Regions from separate parts of the Mus musculus genome. Here region 2 is linked to region 1. Evidence: chromatin loops called from intact Hi-C (ENCODE). Cell type or tissue: heart. All regions are shown on one strand. Each heading gives the region's core, and the rest is flanking DNA. Links, peaks and the distances in the headings are about the cores only.

Region 1 (9,055 bases), core at 1-8,000:
GCATGGTGAGGAAAGGACAAAAGGGACACTGGAATCTATTCATGAACCTTCGAAATGGAATCCCCTTGGTCTCTAACAGCTTGTTGCCATCAGAGCCCATGAGCTGCTCTGCAGACAGTCCTGACGCCTGGTGATCCAGAACACTTAAACCATTCTCACTGTCTACCTCATTTAAGTCCTCATCAGAGCTAGAGTCATTTAGCATGCTGTTAGTGTCCAGGTCAGCAGATGAATTCGTCATGTCAGACATTCCGTAACGGGACCTCTCCGTCAAGTTCACAAGGCCAGAATTATGAGGTGACTTCGGCTTCATCTGAGGGTAAGACATAGAAGAAGAAAACTTGGAAGTTGAAGAAGAATTAGGTCTCATGATGGAGTTGCCCATGGAGCCCCTGAAATTGGAGACGTTAGCGTTGGGCATCTCCCGGCTCGCAGCATTCATGGACAGGTAGGTGGAGTTGGAGGTGGGGCTGGGTTCATTATCATTCTGCGCTTCAGAGACATTAGGCCCTTCTTGCTGCCGGATGCTAGAAAGGATCTTGACCATACTGCGGTGTTTCTTCATCATGTGATCGCACCAGCGTTCTCTGCGGGGGGTCTGGTAGCTACACCACTCACAACAAAAGTTGCCCCGAGACTTGGTCAAAGGCTTGACCATAGATTCTAAGATGCTGCGCTCAACAACCTCTGCCGGCAGTTCCTTGCAGGGGTCCTGCAGTGACACAGGTGGAACCAGAGGGTCTGGCAGTGGAGCAGGGGCAGGTGGTGGCGCTGTGGACTCCTTCAGACTGTTTTTGTGGTACATCTTCTGATGCTTAATTATCCTTGCCCTCCGAGGTGATTTGTATGTGCAAAACTGGCAAGAAAAGACCTTTCCAAATCCTTCGTGCATCATGATATTATAATTTAAGGATCCTGGGACAGGAGGTCCTGTGGGACTCTCTTCAGCTTGAGCTCCATGGACCTTCCTAGTATGTTCTATGAGGAGATTTTTTGACCTGAAGTAGCGTACGCAGAACTTGCACTGAAAAAATTTGTTGGTTGGTTTGGGATTAGGGGTAATATGCTGACCGTAATATCCTGGACTGTGGCCATAGTAACCTCCGCTCCCCAACGCAGTTGCACTTTGACCTGCAGAGAATATGTAAGAAGATTGAAATGAGAAAAGTAAAGCGAAAGAGAATATGAAATTCAAACACACAAAACAGCACCATCATTTCAGTTACTCTCGAATAAGCATCACATTCAACAGGCATGATGACTGGAGATGCACTGAAGGCTGCTCACACAGTGCTAATAATGAAGATATCATAGACTGTTTTGGATACAGAATAAAGACTAGTTTCATCAACTGTAAGATTTGTTCTAGAACTTTCTGAGACATTTTGTTTTCAACATTAGAAGAGGAACACACAGGGCCACTAAAAGGACAATAGCCTAAGATAACTAAGAGAAAAATGATGCCTAAGTAGGGAAAATGCCTTGCAGGGAGTAAGAAAGTTCAGAAACCTAACATAAGACCTATGGTTAATGATGGTGATGGTGATGATGATGATGATATGATGACAAGCTTTCTCAGACATATGAGTTTAGGGTAGGATTACCTGGTAAATCCTCTGCAATCACAAACTCATCCTTTATAGAAGAGAACTCCACCTCTGTCTGATTACTAGCATTCATGGACCCAGATAGTGGCTCGTCATCATTGTCCTCGGCAACATCAGTTGGCTGTAAGAATGCCGTGTGGACATCCTGGATGTGTGCCTTGAGATCTTCGTAAGATGGGGCTCGGAAGTCACAGCCATCGCACTGAAGCACCTCCATGATCGGGGGCTACCCTCTCACATCAGGAACCTGAGGCAGAGATTAGAACACAGCATTGTGAGGATCGCACTCACCACAAACACAAAGAGGCAACAGATCTTCTCATGGAATGAACTCAAACATCACTACCTTTCGCCTGCTCCTCTTTGCCAACTCGAACACCGGACAAGGAGAGGCAATCAGACATAATAGAGACAAAGTCCTTGACTTCCTAACTTCAAAGGAAAGAAAACTCAGATAAATGTTTTCTGCTTTGATAGATCTTCAAATGCCATCTGTCAAGGAAACATTAATACTTCAAAAGTTGGTACCGTTTTTGAGTGTCTCCACCACATTCAGAATTCTAGATAACTTACTATTGATTCTGACTTCTCCTTAGACTTTTTCTTTTTGAACTAGAGTCTTCTTAGTGGGAAAGAGGACATCCATCTTCATTGAAGGGCAAGAACATTTTAATTTCTTTTATCCATTTCCATATTATTACATGAGTGTTTTAACACCAAATGGTAGAATAGAATTGACTCTTGGAAATGGCTGTGGCTTTTGGTATTGCTTTTATTATTTTAATATCTTTATTGATACTAGGGTTCACATTTTTTCTTTCCCCAAGTAGTGTGGTTTCCCCTCCCCCTCCCAATGAAGTGAGTGGTTATTTGCTCTTTTACTACCTACCAATTAAAACTTAACAGCTTCTCCAGTCTAATTAGGTCATAAAATATTTCTCATGAGATTTCCAAGCAACCAACTTTTAGATGACAATTCAGTTTCTGGTTTAAGATTGTACCTTGGCATGTCCATTTACATGAAGACCACAGAATCTAGTAGTTCTGTAAAGGGGCTCCTGAGTCAGAGCTGTCCCTCTCCATCCCTCTCACTTTTATAACCATGAAATTTAGACTTGGATATAAAACAACAGCAGCCAAAAATCAACCTGTGAACTTGGTGTGGAACAAGGCAGAGCAGAGCTCATCTCCCTTACTCTGTAATTCACTGTGAGACTGAAACCTACGGGAAGCTTCACGCTAGCTCAAGGCAGAGTCTCACCACAAAGTGACGAGAATATTGGGAAGGTGGAGTCCTTCCTAGCTTAGTGTATATCCTGTAAGGAGATACCCAGTTATTATCTCAGTGAATAAGTTACTTCACAGAGAACATCACAAGCCCTACTAAGTCACTGTACTGTAATCTAGAACCAAATGTCTTAAGAATTCAGGTTGCAGCCAGATCTTTTTTAATGGTGCAGTTTTCTATGCCTCTCTTACAAAAGATAATGTGATTTCTGCTGGAGGAACAAAGTCCAGCAATGATGTGTCAGTGGAGTGCAAGAAGCCATGGCAGGAGGATTTTCTATGAAAGAATGCTCCTGCCCGGAGCCTGCTAAAATAAGTACTGGCCAAGTCCAGCTCTGGACAGGGCTTTGCAGAGTGAGACACAGATATTTTACCTCCTCTTCTTTCACCCAACAATTTATCCTATTTCAATAAACATTGAACTGGACACCAGAGTCCTTTCAGCTAACTAAGTCTCAATATTCCAGATACACAAGCTTTTATGTCAGAGCACCAGCCCAAATTGTGTGGAAGAGGTTGCTATCAGCTCTGGATCAAATTACAGCAGTCACTGAGCCCCACCCCACTTCTCCTTTCGCACAGTCCATTAGACCTGAAAACAAATTTTTCCATGGTGCAGACGACTCCTGCATTTAGAACACTTCACAGAAAAAAGCAGATCACCCAATGCGCACTCCCCATCCCCCAAGCTTAGTCCTTTCATCTCAGCCAAGCAAGCCACAGCCCTGCCGAATGTGTTTATCACACTTTCAGGAGATAGGAGCTCCTGCGTCACTGAAGCTCTAAGACTCACTAAGCTGCCCTAGTCCTCTGAGCTGTAGGAGCAGCCATTTTAGCTCAGAGCCTCTCCTCCGTGCACAACATGGCTTCGCTTGGATTTTGCTAGGCTGACAATCACAAGTGAACGCTACGAGGGCAGGCTGGGCTCCTCCTAAGCTCTGCTCTTCCCAACAAAGAATTAACTGTTTTCATTTCTTCTCGAAAAGCAGCACCTTTCTCCTCCTCAAATGTCATTCACCAAAGATCTCCAAAGGTTCTTTTATCCCATGATTGATAGGCTGGTTCGTTAGTCCCAGCAGAGTACTGGTTAAATCAGGACGCCCCTGGACCAGAGCCTGTCCTGCAGCAGGATTTGGGGGTGTCCTGGAGAGGGGACCTCCAGAATGCCTTGGTTTCTTGGGAGTCGTCCTTCCACACACAGAAGACATACCATCCGAGGCTGCTAGCCAGATTCCAAAGTCTAATGACCTTTGTTAATCACCAGCCAGTCTGTCTGCATCAGCAGACCCTGCCAAAAGACACACCCTTCCACACAAAGGCTGTAGCTATTCCTTTTAAAGGAGGTTCTGTGAAAGCTCCATTGTGTAGCTCAGAGGAAAACAAAATCCCTTCCCTTCAAAACCTCAAGCCTTTAGAAATAATGCAACAAAAGGCTTTCTGCTGTGTCTCTTTTGGAGACTTTGAGCCTGGTTTGCACAAAACATCCACAAAAATGGCCCCGCTTGCACAAGGAGAGCAGAGCATTGAGGCAGTCCACCTGGAGATGGAGTCCATCTTCCATACACTTCTCTAATATCTTGGTGTCTTCTGAAACTGTTCTCTATGAAGGATGCTAACCCCATCACATGCAAACACTAACAGTCTCCTTGTTCTGCTACAAAGGAGATTAAAGGGTTATGAGATCAGAAGGAGGAGGGGGAAAGAGCCACTGATTTGGAAAAAGGAGAGATGATGAAAGTGATTTTCTAATGGGTTCTAGCTTTAATGTTGTTGCAGTCTTTACCTCAAAAATAGCTCAGAGCCTTAGAAGAGGTTAATCTCCAGGCAGCTGATACAACCAGTGGCAGGAAGAGCGGAGTGGCCTTCAATTTGATGTCTGTACCAATACTGAAATGGGAATGGAGACTTACTTTGAAAGCCATTTTGTCTTTGTGTACACGGCTCTCCTGAAGACGCTGACGGAAGAAAACAGAAATTGCTGGCATAGCCCAAACAATCCAAGAAACTTGATATATTTATGAGACCACAAAAGTACACACAGGTAATAAGCAAGAGCAGGAAAATAGGGAGTAGAAATGATCCCCACTAAGCAAACTGGACCTCAGGGTGACCCATTCATCTGTCAATCAGAAAGTGTTTCTGGAGCACGGTGTAGTCCTCCAAGAAGCCAAAACACAGGGAGGGAAATAAAAAAAAAAGATGGGGCATTAAACTTGTATGTTTGACTGCTTCATTGACGCAGAGGAGCAACAGTTGTAAAAGGCTAACCTAGAGAGGGTCTGCAGTGAGATTATGATTGAAAGCGAACAGCCTCGTTCTCGTATTTACCTCATTTAATAACACCCGTGATTAGGAGATTTAACCACCTTTTCCTCACAGAATCAGCACAACCAAGAGGACAAATGCAAGTTTCTGAACTGAAAAAGAAATGTTATTTCTAAAGGTCAGGAGATCAATGTAGAAACCAAACAGACATCCTTCCCTCCCACTACCTGTCCCTCCCAGGGCCATAGCTGCAGGTTCCTCAAGGCCAGATATGCTTCCTTCAGGTAAACCCCACTTCTAACACCATGGCTGATGACAGTTGGGAACTGACTAGACTTCACTCTAAACTAACCTTCACCTTAAGTGAGCAGTGCTCTGAACAGGAAACTCTTAAACCATCCTAACTCTTCCTCAAACTATGCTTAATGAAGGGCTTCTTTCCTTCATATTTAAAGTCTATGAGTTCAAAGTATAGTGTTTGCAGGAACAGCTCCCAGGCCCATTGTCTATGTTTAGCAATGGCTTAAAGACATACTTAGAGAGAGTCCACAGTCCATGCTAGAGATCTGAAAACACACCGGCTGAGGAGAGGGGCAGAGTGGGCACAACTGCATGCTCTCACTCTCATCACCAATTTCCACTAAGCTCGTTGCCCACACACTGGTGCTGGGAACTCCAGGGTCCATTGCATCCTGAGTTTCCTTTTGGGGGGAAGAAAGCATCAAAACATGTCTTTGCTGTGTATCCTCGCAAGCTCACGTGACACTGGAGAGGGGAGGTGTTCTTGTCGCTTCACAGCCTTCTCACAAGCCTGCTGCTTTCAACCCTTGTCCAGGTCAGCTTGGCAAACACTACTCTTCTAGCCTGATGGCCTGGAGCAGAAGGGGGTCCTCGAGGCAAAGTCCAAGTGTCTCCAGGAAGTGACCAAACAAAAACACCCAGGCCCTGCCCGTCTAATCTGTGCTCTGACCACAGGGCTGCAGATCAGAAATGAAGCTGTGAAGGCCCACAGCCACGTGATTAAGTAGCAACTAATTATAACTTTTAAAGCCTCTGAGAACTAGATCCAGATAGAGCAGAAGGTGCTTCTCCTCTGTCCACTCCAGAAACCTACTTTCATTTATAAGACATGAAAGATCCCCAGATGTCCTCAGTCACAATTCTCAGGAAGGGCTTGAGTTATCACGTGCTGTTTGTTCTTCATGTTTGTCTTACTTTCCTTTGAGTGGGAATACGAATTATCCAAGAAGAAGGGTAACAGAATGAATGCATACATGTTACAACTGCCTGACCAGAAATACACAGAAACCTAACCACCATCCTGAAAAACTGTATTTACAGGTCACGGGCTATTCATACAATGAGGTCAACAGGTTAGGGGATGTATTAGGCTGTTCTTTCTAGTAACAAATCCAGAACCTCAGAATACAATGTAGAAGTCAAATATTAACTGATAAACTTATAAATTCAGGGTTGTTATTCTTGGCAAAGAGGAGTGTTTTCTATCGCTACTAATCATTTGTTCTTGTCATGGCCAAAGTGAAAGTTCTACTCATTTAGAATCATTTAAAGACTCTTTCTCAACAGCACTTAATTGGGAATATGAGGTGGTATCCCAGAACCAGCAGTGAGAGGATGCAACTACAAATATAAATATAGACCAATTATGTAAGCACGATATCTACTATATATACATATGTATACACACACATATATAAGTTGTGTATGTGAGCATGAATATGTGAACTAGCTAATTCTGTTGATTTAACTTGATATCTTATAGAGTCCTGGATGTCCAAGTCTGGCAAGACCTAGGACAGTCTTGTTCTGAGCATTCTCACGTTAGTTAAGGAAACAACAACAAAGGATTCCTACACCAAGCTACCTTTATTGATCCCACAGCACTTGGTAGTAGTATAGATCGTGGCTCAGCATGTGGTGTCTTCAAATGTCCTATCAAATGTTTATACAGTTTGCTACATGATCTAAGCAGGGCTGTGTGCTCTTGGCAATTTACCACATTAACAAAAGGTTTAACTTATCAGGGAGGATAAATAATTAAGGAATTGAGAAGAGAGACACAGCTGTTCTTCAAAAACAATTTTTCAGAAAAGAAAGGATTAATTTGCAGTCATGTAGGTAACCCGGCCATATGAAACTCAATTGAAATAGTAGCAGGGAAAGCCATGAGACCAAAGCCTGGCAATGCACGCAGCCTCCGTGGTGCAGGGTCAGTCTTATCCATCTCCAGGGCCTTAGACACGAGCACGAAGTCGAAAGCAAGCCATCTGTAGACTAATAACTCAGTCATCTTCCAGACAGGGATGCAAGTCTCCGAGTTAGCTCTGATTTTAGGATGGTTCTGCTGAACAAAGTTTTCAATGTTCTAGAGCATGCCAGAGTAACATTTCACAGCAAATATCTGTGGAGGTCATGATTCACATGAGATGAGCATCAAGAGCTGTCATTAAATAAGTGGCTAAAAAAATTGTCAGCTATGTATGCAAGAAATGATTCTGACTGGGTAACCTGTTATGAACGCGGGAAGTGAGTGTCTCCTACAAAAAGGTACAACAGACCTTGTAGAGAATTCAGGCATTCCTTTGCAATGATATAAGGCTAATTGAGGCCAACTAGCCAATAGGCAGTCTGCCAACACTCCTGTCCTTAGAAAAGGAAGCCTGTGATTTGAACAAGAAGATAAAAAGAGAGAAGGGACAAGAAAGGGAGGAAGCTGGGTGGAATCTCAGCAGCTTTAGGCTTCATTGTCTATGGAGGCAAACCTGTAGTTTACCAGATAACTCTTAATTCTGAGACGTGTCCAGACCATTTTCTTGAAATGCTGCTTTGAAACCAAATGAAGATGCTTCTCCAACACTAAAATTCTCTCCAAAAAAATAAAATTAAAAAATAAAAAAAAAATCAGAGCCTGGCTCATCATGTTCTTTAAAATAATGGGAACGTGTTCTTGGTGTCAAATAAGTAAATAAGTAAGAAGTAATCAGGGCAGAGGATTCCCTGAAATGCCATGGGCTCACGGGGAAGATTTTTGAAAACTTTGAACCCATTCTTACCCCCTGTATTTCAAACAAGAGAGAACTGATTTCTCTCTCCCAGAGCCAAATTTCACCCAAATGGCAGAGACAGGAAATCACTGTGTTCCTTTACAGACTCTTCAAAATGCTGGCTGGGTTTCTACAGGCACTTTCCACACTACAAGGACTCTCATTATAAAAATTGTAAAATTAAAGGGAAGTTGCAGATACGCTGCCGGGTCTTCATTACAGAGTTGATTGAGACGCAGAGTAAGCAGAACCTACAGTGCAAGCCACCGTCCACATCAGGAAAGACGAGAAACGAGCTCTGCCTCTTTCCTCATGGGCTCAGCAGCCCAACGGGTCTCGGACATTTAATGTAGCTTCACAGCCGAAACTACCCCTGGCTATTAAGACCCAGCCACACACAATGACATCAACTCTCCATTCAGAGTCTGGTGAATGAATCAGAAATCATCCTAATGTTTATCTCTTATTCAAAAACAACCATGATGATTGGCTGCTGACTTGGGGAGTAGTTAAGAAAGTTTTGTCTGAGGAACCTCTTTTATCTGGGGAAGGCCTACACTCCCAATCTAATCTCTTGGGAGATTTGTCCACTCCCTGTTTGTCCAAAAAGTTGGACAAGTTCATGTGTGTGACATGAATGGAACAGAGGACCATGAACAATAAAGACCACATTTTTCTCTTATATGTGGGAACGAAAGTTTATCTCAAAGAGACAGAGCCTGAGAAGAATAGTATTGGGGGGGGGCGGTTAATGGGTAGAATAGAGTTGCATGGATAGAATGCTTTTATTTTGGTGCTAAGGATCAAACACAGGCTCTCATACATGCTAAA
Region 2 (8,000 bases), core at 1-8,000, 73 kb before region 1:
CCCCATTTTCACAATCATAATGTGCTATAAATGTAGACTTGCTTTCAGTCTAAGCTGCTCTTGGAAAAAAATAAAATAAAATAAACGAAGCCACTGTGGGGAAACAGAGCAGCTAGATGCGCAGACAAAGCACTTTTCCAGGCTCCCTGCAGGATGCGGCATCTCCTGTCCAAGCTCACGGAAGGGATGGCTCCCCAAAGAAATGAGACAGCCTCACAATACACAAAGCAAACAAAACAGAGTTCACAGCACACACGAAGGCCAGCCCAATGTAACAGAAATCGTTGGGGAGACGAAATGTGTTGCTTTGAGAAAAAAAAAAAACAAACAAACCCAAAAGGGTGACGGGACCTCCTTGTCTGGCCCCCCCCACTGCATAGCTGTGCTCGGAGTTTGGTTCTTTAGTTAAATTAAAAAGCAAACAAACACAAAAACAAATTTAAAAGGAAGTTAACCTCTTTGTTATGTTCATGTTTAAAATTATAAAAATTCACACACACACACATACATACACACACACACCCTACACCCTCTAACTCTCCCTTGACCTCAAATTAAACAAACACACAGAGAACAACTCATATGAAGAAAGAACAACTGAATTTGTGCTGTGTTTGTAACACTCAAATCGAGAAAAAAATAAACATGTGGCCAACGAAATCCCACGATCACCATAAAATTAGTTCACATGAACCTACCAAATTCTAAATTATAGCTGAACACTAATAAACAGCTTACCTGGAATACAAGATGACAATTCACACACAGTTATCTAGTAATTAAAGTCTGTTTCTTTTTTTTTTGTTTTGTTTTTTACTAAAATAATTAAAAAAATCACAGTATTTTAAGAAATAAAACCCACGTGGGGATTTTAAGCACAATTTGTGTTCCTTTCTTTAAAACTCTTTTTTTTTCTCCATTCACCATCCTGTCCAGCAGTTCTCTCTACATTTAACCACAAGGGCCACAGGTAGTACAGACAAATGCAGAGAATTCCCTTGGTTAAGTCTGAGGTACTAGGAAACAGGTGACTGTTTTATGCAAAGCAGTTTTTTTTTGTTTGTTTTCTGTTTTGTTATTTTTTTTTCTCCCAAAGCGGCTGCAGTTAGGTCTTGAAAAAGCTTAAGGTATTAAAACTAGAAAAACGCACAGAAAGTTGTGCGCCCAAAAGTTGTTCCCCTAGGAGAAGTCTTCTGTGTCCGGGAGCCTCGGTTTCCACACACTGTCCGAGAGGGTCACGGAGACCACCGTGCCCACGGGAGGTACTTCCCAAACCGCAGCAGATGAAAATCTCCGTGGTGAAGATCCGGAAGGAAGGATGTCGTGACAGGAAAGGAGCCACATATTCCAACCATTTAAATAACTTTAATTTACATACTCACTCACACAGGTACCAGTGCTTTGAAAATAGATTGTTCAGTCCTAAAAGCAGCTTTGTTCTGTCTTCTTCTCTCCTCTGTCTGTCCCCTCCCTTCTCAGCCCACGCCGGCCCGCCCACATTTTCATCACGGTTCAAGTAAGGTTTGATAAGAATTTCACCAAACTCTTATTCGTTTTTGGCCTCTGCATCCTCCAGGAGAGATTTGTCGGCAGCCACTACACAGATGGTTACTGTTTCGCTCTTTAAGGGAAAGTCTATCCCAATTGGCTCATCGTCTTCCTTGGCCTCTATGGAGGGCAGCTGCATACTCTCCTCCACCATCTCCTTTGTATGGATTTCGTTCCTGCTCACTTGGTTGGTATCATGCAATGACCTGGAAAAGCAAACCAGCAGACATGCTGATAAGCCAGGTGTGGTGGCACAAGGCTCTCATTCCCGCAATTAAGTGGTGGAGGCGGGAGGCTCAGGAGTGGTGAGCATGCGCTCCTGTAGGCCCAGCCTAAGTTCAGACATCGTCATCTTTTCTGTGTGTGATTTCAGACAGAGTATCTCAGGACATTCCAAACACGCTAGGCTAGCGTCCCTACTAAGCACAACTCTCTCTGCCTCCCCAGAGCTGGGATTACAGACACACGGCATCATGCCCAGCTTACTAACCTGCACTCTGGGCATGGAGCTGAAACCCTAAGCATTTTATGATCTTCCTGGCTTCTCATGCTTTTTCTAATCAAATTAAACACTCATCTCTCTTTCCTCTCTGATCCTGAAAGTGCACTGAAGTTTCCTGTGAATGAATTCTGTGTGTATATTACTAAATTGCTGGTGACTTTCTATTTGTTATGTGTAGAGCTCTTTCTGATGACTGGGACCCCTAAAAATATCCAGTGTTTGTCCTGTGCTTTGATTATGCCATGTTTTGTTTCCAAATTAATATAACTGTCTCACACTCAGATCTGTCAGCTGAACTCAGAAGCTAAGGTATTGGCCAATAAGGATTAAGACAAAAGGAACAACTCTGATATTGAAGTTTTTTTTTTAGTCAAGTCTATTTTAATAAATCATTCAAACACACAAAAGCTAAAAACCTGCAGGCATCAACTGTGACTTGAGAAACTTAGTTATGTTCTCAGAGGTGTGGGCACTGCATGGCCATTATCTCATACAAACCACACATTCGTTCTCTTGTCTGGTGGACTAAGGAAGGGTTCTTTGTGCAAACGGACAATTCGATTTTCACAGTGGTTAGGTCAGAACCTGACAGGCATGCTCTCAGTTACTGGGAGGCGGGTATGGAATGGCGCTGTGTCTCTGAGGTAAGTCTTGGCATGCCCAGGGCCATTCACAGAAGTGGGCACACACAGAAGCCAGAGATTCAGACCACCATCCACATTTCTCTCAGAGAACGAGATCCAATTGCAAAGAAAAGGGACACACTACCTTTCAGTCTGGGGGCTTTGAATGTGACAGGATGGTCATTTTAAAAATTAACAAAGAAGGAGGAATCTGCTTTCTCAGTCTTCACTGCCTGCCCTCCATGCTCAGTAAGGTGATACCAGGTGGTGGGGGTAGGAGCTCTTTGTACTATTAGGGGACTCTTGCCTTCCTCCCACCCTCTCGCTTGGGACAAAGGTCTTCTTGGTGCCCAACTTACATGCCGTGTCTCAACACGTGTCTTTCCCACTCAGAGCCCTGTGAGAACGCCCGTCCACAGAATTCACATGGAAATCGCTTCTCTGTGTTCACACCAGGCCCCCGGTCTGCAAATCTCATCAGCTCTGCAAACAGAGAGAAAAGACCAGCATTTCCTTTGTGTTTCTGGAAATCTAGAGAGGATCAGTCAGCATTCACTGGAAAATATTTCCCGACTTACCTGGGAAGCTAAACCGGAAGCCATTGGCAGGTACTGCCAGACTCCCCACTGACTCTGGGCTTCTCTGAAGGACACTTCCAGAGTAGAGCTGAATAGGAGCTGTCCTGCTTCAGTCACTTATTATGCAACAAGTCTCCTTATTTATGCAACTTCTGCTATCATCAACAACCCAGGTTCCTTCTGGCCAGAAAAGGCTCCTTGGCTTACTCTAAGACCCTTTACATCTCTTTTCTAATTAACTCATCCCTTCTGCAGGGTCTGACCAAGGGCTTGACAGCTCGGCAGCTACTCAGTGTGAATTTGAAACAGGGCTATCTGCTCACTAAGAAGAAAATAGACCACAGAAAGCGCCCAACCTGGTTCTACAGAGTAGGCCACAGGACTTCTTCGTATTTCAAGTTAGGCCAAAGCATCACAACATGTGTACCTCCTTTGTCGGATGGATAGGAGCCCTGCAGAGACCCTCCTGGGTGGTACCCTAAGCAACGCTGAGGTTGGGCCGCCGGGAGCTTATATAAAAGCATGTCTGGGACATTGAGATGTCTCAGTAGATTAATGTTGCCTGCTCCCAGGCTCCATGACCGGAGTTTGATCCCTGGAGCCCACATAGTGGGAGACAAAAACCACCAACTCCTGCAAATTGTGCTTGGACCTCCACGTGTACAACTCTCTCACACATACGATAAATAAACACATGTAATAATAACTAATGATAAGAAAAGCAAGCATGTCCCCAGCCACTGACAGATCCTGGCCAACCGCCCAGTATTTATTTCTCAACCGGTGATATTCACAAGTACTGGGATACGCAGACATTTCTGAATGGGTCTGGTGTACACAGCAAATATTGGTCTAGCTGTTTTCTTCACTCCTGTGATGCTGCCACATGTGAGGGGCCTTATACACATGGATTGGCTAGCGAATTGTTTATAAGCCACACCTCCTGGCAAGCTCAAAGATGAGGGTTTACGTGGCCTTTGTGCTGTCCTTAGTCCTAAGCCCAGATGTCTTTCATTAGCCCACTGAGGGCCAAGTCTTCACACGGATAGTAAGTAGCAGACTACACAGTTCTGAAAAAAGGGTGGAGCTTGGGGAAACGTGATCATTTTCATCTCTGATTACCGTGGGCCCCTCAGCAGATTAGACGTCACAGGAAGACAACTTCTGATTGAAATGCCCCATATTTCATGAAATCTTCCAGACATTAGCTAGGACTCTGGGATGCCTTCATCCACTTCACAAGAAAGCTACGTGAACAGGGCCAGTTCTCACAAAAGACAAGGCATTCTCTCACAAATTAAGAAGATCACCACACAAGCCATTAAAAATAATTGCACAGACTATCTTCCTTGATTCTTTTCACTGGAAATGACACAGCGCCATCTGGTCTGCGCATTAATTCCTTAGCAGGGATTATCTTGGGCAAGAAATCAACAGAATGCCTTCCTGACTCCTCCTAGTTGCATAATGAGAGGGGGCAGGGTGGGCGGCGTTCTGCTTGGGTTCCTTTCAATTTCTTCGTGCGTGCGTGGCTTCTCTCTGAAATTCCCAGGCTGATCTTGCTGTGTGTCTATTCTGAGTACAGTCCTCAGCTCTCATGTCTGGGAAGGAACTGGGGAACAGGAAGGCCATGAACTCCCCAACCAAAGGTGTCTATATGAACGTCCAAATGATTCACAAGGAGAATGGAGCTGGTACTTGATCCTCTGCCCTCAGGAAACATGAAGCCGGTCATCTATTGTCTCCAAGGGCACATGCTAAGCTTCATCCTCACAGAAGAAGCCAGTCTACCTGTCACATCTCAAATCACTCTCCCTCAGCCTGAGAGCTGAGCTAATAGCCCCTCGTGCACTCTGCCAGAAGCCAGGATGTCTGGCAAAAACACCCCAGGCTATTGTTGGCCCTGTCTTCTTGGCAACAATCTACTGAGGTGGTGGAAGATTGATTCTAGGTTGTTTCCAAAGAGAAGGAGATAGGACAAAGGGAACCGTTCTTGCAAGGATGTGTGACAGGGAAGGGACAGTTTCAGCTTGCAATTCCCAAGGTACTCAAGTCAGTCCCTCATACACAACTTGTCTACCCAAGGAGGAGTTTTTCTTCTTTTGTTTAGGTCTCTGGATGTAGACATGACACTTTCAGAGGGAAGTAGAAGCCAGGCTGTTCGCCCTAATTCCATCTCGTGTGAAGCCGAAAGCCCAGTGGATAGACTGAGATCAAGCTGGACAAGCAGGAAGATGTGCTTGCTACCTCACATATTTCAGACGCGGTGTTTTCTCATGGCCTAAGCTTGTTTTATTTGTTTTGGGGGAGAGCATTGGGAAATGGAGGGCTCTGGAATGCTGATGGCTTCAGAAATAGCCTAGGCGTAGCCTTAGACATGAAGAAAGTCAAAATATCCAAGAAGGAATCTTTTATCTCATCAAGAGGGACAAGCAGAGCCCGAGTACCAGGAAGAAAAAGAAGCTTTTGTAGACTCACTCAGAAGCATCCTGTCTCCCTCTCCCTGAGGACAGCCAAAACAGTGAAGAGATGTTAAGGATTTGTTGTGAAGAACATATTTGTTAAAAGGTTAAAAAAAAAAGAAGGAAAGAAGGAAGGAAGGAAGGAAGGAAGGAAGGAAGGAAGGAAGGAAGGAAGGAAGGAAGGAAGGAAGGAAGGAAGGAAAAGAAATAAGGCATACTTCTGAGATCACAAGCATTTCCCTTATAAGAAATGGCCCTGAGTCAACCTACAGGAGAGGCTTTTGTTTTATGCAGTCTTGCAGGTTGACCACAGCAAGCAGCTTTTGACAAGTTAGCACGTTTTGGCTGTAAGCCTTGGCTCTCTATGTTAGTTGGAGATTGAAGGACCCAACTAGATCCCTTGATTATCACAGTGGGAGGGTAGGGACAAAAAAAACCACAGAAGAAAATGGCCTCAGGAAGACCTGCTCAGGTCTGCTAGATATTCTGCCATGGGGCCTTAGTCTAGCCCAAGGGCTAGTGCATTTCATGACTAGCGTCTCTTTAAAAAAAGAACACGTTAGCACTCTAAGGGGTTGAAGATGTGTGTAGTGTTAAGAGATCTGCTCTGGAACAACAAGACTGAGATTTACCCTTCAGTGGGTTTATTATCTATCTTCTTACCTTACTTTAGATAGGTTTTAAGTTTGTCAGAACTCTTATTTATTAGGTCCATGTCTTGGATGCCATGCCATTTAATTAATGTTTTTGGCACTCTTAAAATCCACGGCCTCTCACACCACAGGCAAGAATTTTATCACTGAGTTACATCTACCCTTCGCTTTCCATTGTAACGTCAAGGTAACTAGAAAAGACCCCATATAGCCATAACAACCTAGAGTGAACACGATAAGAAGTTCGAGGCACTCCATTCCGTGACTTTAAGATACTTAAGGAAAGACAAGGTCACCAAAACAGCTTGACAGTAACCTAGAATCAGTTTCATGGAGCAATGGAATAGGAACACTCTCTCAGTCAATTGAGCTTTGAGAAAGTTGCCAATATCACTATCAGGCACCACAGGCAGAAGAAAGAAACTAGATCCTGACCTCCCAGATGGAAAAACAATCAACTCCAAATCAGTAAGAGATTGAAACATAGGTCCTAAAACCACAAAAGTTGCTGGAGGAAAACTCGGGGGAAATCTCCAGGACACCGGTTGTCCATGATTTTCTCTTTAAAGTTTTTTACATGACCCCCCAAATCACATGTAACGGAAGAAAAAAATAGGCAAATGCTAGCTGAATCCAGCTGGAAAGTTTCTGTTCTGCCAAGGAAACGTCAGAAAGAAAAGGCAAGCCACAGAAGAGGAGGAGAATCTGTAGACCACACACTGGTCACAGGGTCAGCATCCGGGTCCTATGAAGAAGTCAACCAACTCAGTCAATAATTGAGTGAACAATTTCCCCAATTAAGAAATGGACACAGGCTCTGTATAAGCATGTCTCAGAAGATAAGCAAACAGACATCAGCAATATAATGGCACTCCACATCCTGAACAAGGGGGGAATGCAAATTCCAACCTTAAGTACTGCCCCATAGCAGTTAGAGTGTCCATTACCTAAAGGAGGAAAGAGAACAAGTGTTGGGGAAGGTAAAGAAAGAACAATGCTGTGGACTAGTAGCAAATTTGGGCAGCCATTATGGAATACTGTATGTAAGTTTCTCAGCAATCTCACTGCTGAGTCAACACACAAAGACAATGAAATGAATGAAGGGAATATCACCAAGAGATGTCCAGGGTTCATCTCAGCATTATTCACAACAGCAAAGACATAGAACTCATTTGAGTGGCCAGTTGTCGATGAAGGGATACAGAAAACATGACATGATGCCCACTGGCATATCATTTATACCATTCCACTTTAAGACAAGAACTCCTGTCATTTGTGACAACATGGATGAGGATTATATGTTGAAGGAAATGAACCAGGCATAAATGCAAATACCAATTTATTTCACTCCATGTGAAGCCTCAGTCAAATTCAGTGATTCAGACTGTGGAATGGACATTTTTGTTGGAGTGGACATTTCCAAAGCCCAAGGTTGGGGTCCTGGGGACATACTGCTCAAAGGACATTAAATTTCAGGCAGATAGGAAGAATGAGTGAGTTTAGGAGATCAATTGTGTGGCGTGATGACTATAACCAATAATGCTACTGCAGTTTTAAATTGCTCAGTTGATTAAGATCTTATTCCCTAAGATAAGTGAGGAAAAAATGTTAACTAACTTCATTTGGCCATTCTG

The links. Peaks named below come from ENCODE experiments on the same cell type or tissue, not always from the same donor. Only the 100,000 strongest peaks of a DNase experiment are listed, where the experiment ranks them.
Region 2: a loop joins it to region 1, with 2.1 times the contacts of the local background. A loop is called at or near these places in 2 of 42 quality-filtered maps.

The regions. Positions count from the first base shown.
Region 1 is chr4:55,000,332-55,009,386 of GRCm38, reverse strand. Zfp462 (zinc finger protein 462) reads right to left here. Exons shown (of 13, transcript NM_172867.3): 2 at 1,605-1,854; 3 at 1-1,131. The coding sequence starts at 1,824. Among named protein-coding and RNA genes, the nearest start is that of Zfp462, 57 kb to the right of the region's middle. In heart, for the core only: no CTCF peak of the experiment used is centred there; DNase peaks (open chromatin) are centred at 3,596, 4,126, 6,086 and 7,816; H3K4me3 peaks cover 1,372 bases; H3K27ac peaks cover 3,783 bases.
Region 2 is chr4:55,074,420-55,082,419 of GRCm38, reverse strand. It overlaps Zfp462 (zinc finger protein 462), which reads right to left. Exons shown (of 13, transcript NM_172867.3): 12 at 3,033-3,156; 13 at 1-1,754. The coding sequence ends at 1,547. Among named protein-coding and RNA genes, the nearest start is that of Gm42289, 9.3 kb to the right of the region's middle. In heart, for the core only: no CTCF peak of the experiment used is centred there; DNase peaks (open chromatin) are centred at 4,279, 4,799 and 5,109; H3K27ac peaks cover 386 bases.